Linked DNA regions of Homo sapiens: region 2 is linked to region 1. The links are chromatin contacts, found by Hi-C in ENCODE. All regions are on one chromosome and are shown on one strand. The core of a region is the stretch at or near the end of the contact, and the rest is flanking DNA. Distances in the headings are between cores, read along the strand shown.

What was found. Hi-C counts contacts between places; a loop is a spot of excess contacts on that map. Pooled maps may share reads with other maps.
Region 2: a loop to region 1 is called in a map of endothelial cell of umbilical vein, with 4 times the contacts of the local background. The contact joins two enhancer-like sites. A Hi-C loop is called at or near these places in 4 of 168 maps with a recorded cell type or tissue (Calu3, PC-9, endothelial cell of umbilical vein and 1 more) and 2 of 50 pooled maps.

What each region holds. Positions count from the first base shown.
Region 1 is chr1:218,704,693-218,707,406 of GRCh38, forward strand. The region is part of intron 3 of LOC105372924 (a long non-coding RNA gene); the gene reads right to left. Among named protein-coding and RNA genes, the nearest start is that of LINC02869, 200 kb to the left of the region's middle. Within about 2 kb of position 1,344, at least 9 of the 41 ENCODE cell types and tissues checked have a DNase peak (open chromatin) inside an H3K27ac peak, as active enhancers do; they include endothelial cell of umbilical vein and mammary epithelial cell, where a contact is called at or near this core.
Region 2 is chr1:218,873,036-218,875,749 of GRCh38, forward strand. It overlaps the pseudogene NXNP1. Among named protein-coding and RNA genes, the nearest start is that of LINC01710, 44 kb to the right of the region's middle. Within about 2 kb of position 1,401, at least 3 of the 41 ENCODE cell types and tissues checked have a DNase peak (open chromatin) inside an H3K27ac peak, as active enhancers do; they include endothelial cell of umbilical vein and mammary epithelial cell, where a contact is called at or near this core.

The sequences.
Region 1 (2,714 bases), core at 94-2,593:
TTTGCAGCAATCTATTAGATATGTAGTTGCAGAAGGAGGCAATCAATGCTATGTGTCCCATGAACAGCAGAGATGACACATGCTTTGAGGCTTTCAGGAGATACCAAGACAACTTCTATTAAGGAAATCTTAGAATAATTCATAGAAAAGGTAACTGTAGAGATGGAGTTTGTTGGATGAGCAGCACAGAATTATGAAAGAAGAGAGGTTCTCAATAGGGAAAATGTGACCAATATGTCCACTGTGCAGAAAAGTAGAGGGGGAGAAAGACTGAACAAGGTTTGATCACAAGTGAGTACATTTGAGAGAGTATCTGTGTGTGTGTGTGTGAGAGCGGGGGAAACTGGCAGAAAATTAAAATTTAGGACGTCAACTGTTTTATCTAAATAATACCACCTCACATACTTGGCTGACTTTACCATGGAATTAAGCTCATGTATTCATTCATTCAATAGATATTAATGGATTGCCTATTGGGCCGGTACTAGGGATACAATAGTGAACAAAACAGAAAAATTTCCAAGTTCTAAATCCATAGAGCAAGCTAGAAACTCCTGAGCAGGAGCTGATGCTCCAGTCCACAGGTAGAACTTCTTCAGAGAGACCTCAGTGCTGTTCTTAAGGCCTTTCAACTAATTGGATCATTTCCACCCAGAAAATCTAGGATAATTTCATTCACATAAAGTCAACTTGAGTGTAGATGACTACCAAATACATTTACAGCATCATATCTACCATATAGCTTTATAGCATCACCTCGATTAGTGTCTGCCTGAATAACTGGGTACCATAGCCTGGCCAAGTTGACACCTAAAACTGACCGTCACAGATGACTCACCAATTTTTACCCAGTAACAAACTGACTGGCTTTGTGTGGACTATGACACCTCTTTCCTCTACCTTCTGTTTTTTTAACTGGCTCTTTTGAATTATGTAGATGGCTTCAGACTTGGATTTCCTGTCTGGCAGGCTATAGTCAGGTTCCAAATGACAAAATATTAATTAGGAGGACTGTGCATGATCTTGTTTACAAATTCATTAGCACTGGGAGCTTGGCTTTGGCAGTTGTTTGTCCTGATGCCATGGGGGTACATTTCAGCCCCCAAATAGCACCATCTGGATCTCATGTCCAACTTTGTGGCCATTCTAATCTTCATCTCTTTAATATAAGAAGAGTGGTGCTGCTCGCACTGCTGCCCATAATTCAATATTAAAATACTCCTTTAAGAACAAAATAGTGCCTGTGTGACTTGGTGTGTGTCATGGGGAAATTCTAGGGAGGAGAAATAACTGCTATCCACTTCATCCTATTGACCCCAGTGAACTCTGTTCAATAAATATTTGCAGAGTGACTGAATGCCAAAGCATGTCTTGAGTTTATGCAACTTGGTGACATTTCCACCGCTAAAACTGTTACTACAAACTTTATCTTGGAGAACTCATGATAGGTGGTGAAGTTGCTCCGAACCTAGGAAGCTGCTATTGGCCAAATTATGTGCTGTTGGAGAGAAACATTTCCTGTGTATTCAAAAAAAGTGGAGGCTTGGCATGACTAATATGGTAAGAATGTTCTCATCTTCTCCAGGAGAAGAATGGAGTCAGGTAGAGCTTTGCAACAATCCGTGGTCACAAACCTCAGTAGACACCCAGGTCATTAACTAACCACATGCATGTGGCACATGGAATGGAACATCCCAGAGCTCTGAAACCACAGGCATCTCTCTGCTGGATTAAAGGAAGCAATTTCACAGGCCCAGACAGAAAAGGGATGTGGTGATTTTTCAAACGATTCTGATTTATAGTCAATAAGGTGCAAGGTTATGATACACAGAGTAAATGAATCGTTTACACTCCTCCTCATCACTCCCTTCCAGAAGCTCTGGCTTCTGCTGGTTTCTAGGAAGATACCAAGAGTGTCACCTTTATGAGCACCATGCCTGGTCTTTGTATCTGTCATCCAGCCTCCCATCTGTGAAGTGATTCTTCAGAAACCCCTGACTTTGGTTACTAGCCAAGCCAGGGTGTGATATTTTTTCCTGTTTAATTAACAACAACAAAAAAAGGCTTGCGCATTTACTTTTGCCAGCTATCTGAAAGTTCAAAAGGTAAAGAACATTTCCGTCCACAAATAAGCCATGGAATGTATTTGGAAATTGAGTTTTCATCAGTAGTTGCTGTTTTGAGCCACTTATTCCACTGCTGAGGAAAGTGAAATGGGAGTTCTTTCCTGAAAGGGGGGGAAAAAAACCCAGAAACTTTGTATTTAGAATTTCACATCTATGGTAGAGGCTCTAGGAATTTGAGGTCATCTTTCTGACACTGATTTAGGCTAGTACACCCTCAGATGGGAGGTATTTATTATACCCATTGGTACAATGAAAGTTCAAATTTATACTGAAAGAAAATAATAAGATAAAGGCATGGCCATTTTGAGACCTTCTGATGATAGGCCATGATGGTACTTCATAAACCAACCTATCCTTAGCAAAAGACTCGTTTCATAAATTGCATTTTTAATTTATAATGATGCAAAGCTGAATGCCATATTTGCCGTGTAGGGCTACCCATTACAGACCAGGCATCCTGTCCATGGAACTTGGTAGAAAACCCCCAAAGTATCCCCTTTCATGCTGATCCAAGAGTCCAGATGCCACATTTTGTGCCACTTTATGAAGGAAGTGACATTTGAATTGAAGGCTGAAATGCAAGGAGGA
Region 2 (2,714 bases), core at 151-2,650, 170 kb after region 1:
GTGTAGAGGGTAAATTGAAGAGAGAAGGGTAAGAATGGAAGCAGCAGGAGCAGTTTAAAGGCTATCACAGAGCCCAGGAGCAAACTCATGCTGACGATGCAGAAAAAGAGAGAGAAATTGAATGATTTGATGGGTACTGAGATACATTTTGAAGGGAGTTTGGATAAGACTTGCTGAAGCACTGGATTTGAGGAATACAGAAGAAAGGAAATAAGAATTCTATTTTGAATATATTAAGGATAAGATGATTGTGAGATGTTTTATAAGTCAATTTATGCTTCTGTAACAATCCCCAAATTTCAGTGATTTATTTTATTTCTTATTTCTTACTCACCCAACAGACGTCCATGGATTTTCCTGGTGACTTAATTCTCTTGGAAAGCTCTTCTCCAAGTGGTGGCATATGGACTTGGGATCTTTCTATCTGTGACTTTGCCTTTCTCTAAGTCCTTGGGTTTTGTTTCGGGTTTTGGTTTTCTCTCCATTCAGCTTGTTAGTGAGTAAAGAGCATGTGCAGGCAGGGAGGATTGTGCTGAATATTTTAATAGGCCAGTTCAGGCAGTGGCATGCATGATGTCTACCATTCACATTGACCAAACTCAATCACGTGGCCCACTTCAACTGCAAGAGAGGCTGGGAAGTGTAGTCTACCTATGTGCCCAGGATCAGAGGGAAAGGGTGTAGCAGCTTTCCATCATATTCAATGGCAATATAAAATGGTCTCCCAAATATATTTGAACAAAAAAGAAGAAACAAATGTTTATTGAATCCCACTTCCAATAATCTAACCTAAGCATCTCAGGGATTATAAAGATGAACACTCCTTCTGTGTTACCCACAAAAGGCTGTGTAATTTAATTGTAAAAAGAAGATACTGTGTAGATATTTGAAAAGTTGCAAATGAAAACAATGGGATATGCCAAAGAGAAATAAATAATTACCAAATAAATCATATAATCAGGCATCACACATTCAAGGGAGGGAAATTCACCACAGTCTAAAGGGAGTTACAGAAGTTTCCAAAATGAGCAAAAGTTTTATGTGGGTTATGAAAAATATGTCAGAGTAGACCAGGAAACAAGGGCAAAAGAGACTTTTTTTAGGCAGAGAGAAATCCATTATTAAAAATGAATTTTTCCCTATTTAAAATAACTGCCTTTTTGTCATTATCAGCACTCTTAGAAACAGCAAATTTAAATAGGCTGAATAATTATTTAGTAATCAGCTATTAAATAACTATAATCAAAATGATATTTATGTGGCTTAATGTAAAGTTTCTCTTTCCAAATATGCTTGTGCATATAGGCGCAGTCTCAACTGCTAAACAAAGAGTGGGCTCATTCAAACTTTGAACTCAAATCTATGACTCACTTTCTGTGGTCTCAGTTTCCTGCTTTACACAATAGAGGAATAAGATGTCAGGGCTGTCTAGGGGATCCAGATAATTGTCAGTTGGCTAGGAGAGTTTCTACATGTTTTATATACACAGAGATGATTATATGACGATCAGGAGGAAGGTTGAGCAACTAGCAACAGAGTCAAGAAGTGGGAATGTGAGATGATTTGTCTTTTTACACGCACAGAAATAACTTATTTAAATTGCTATGCCTGTCATTGGGTTCGGGCCTTTGGATCTAGCAATCAAGCCTGGAAGATGGAGCCAGGCTTGTAGAGAACCATCATGATTCACTTCTTGCAGACAGCCTTTGGCTATATACGAAATAGATTGATGATGATTATAATGTTAATAATAATAATAATAATTTGCGCTTACTTAGTAGCTTTCATGCTATATTTTCAAAGATGTTGTAAACATTAACTAATGAAGCCCTACAGCAACTCATAAGGTAGCTATTACCTGTATTGTGCAAATAAATAACCACGGCCAGCAAAGGTTAAATGGGAAGCCTGAAGTCATATAGTAATTCAAAGCCAGGGAAACAGAGATTGATTTCTAACCACAATGTTGGCTCCTTGACGTCTAGACCACTGTCCTTTCCTTGGCAAAGGAAGCTAACAGTTTGTAGAGCAGAAAATGGGTTATGAGGGAAAGAGCAGAAGTCTGAGGTTTAGGAGTATGCACAGGAGCTGGGTTAGAATTTCCCAGAATCAGTAATCCAATAGGGACATACTTGAAACACTGTTCCGCCAGAGCTAGCTTCCTACACAGGCGCTCGGCCGCCCTCACGGAGTCTCACGGCAGTGATCCGGGGACATGTTTGGCTTCTTTACCAGAATACAGGCAACTTACAGGTAGAAAAGAGGCTATTTCCTTGAATTCCTTAACATTTAACACAGTGCCTGGCATATCCGAGATATAATAAATAGATATGATGTAATAAATACTTTTTGAATAAATAAATGAATATGTAAAACACTTTTGTAAACTTAGTCTGAGTATAGAAAAAAATCACTGTAAAATGAAATAATTCCAAAAAGCGATGAAATTACTGACTGAATTGAAAGAAAAGGAACCTTCATGTAGAAACCTGAAACATTAACGTTGGTGGAAAATACTGGGCTTGAAAGACAGGCCAGCATTTGCTCTGACAATTGGCTACTCTACTATCTTCAGTTTACTCATTTGTAAAAGGTAAGTATAATAACAATGCCAGCCTCAGAGAATTGTCACAAGAATCAGATGCGACAGTATGTGCAGATCACCTATCATTAGATCACACCAAGTCCAAAATACATATTTGTGTTCTTTCCTC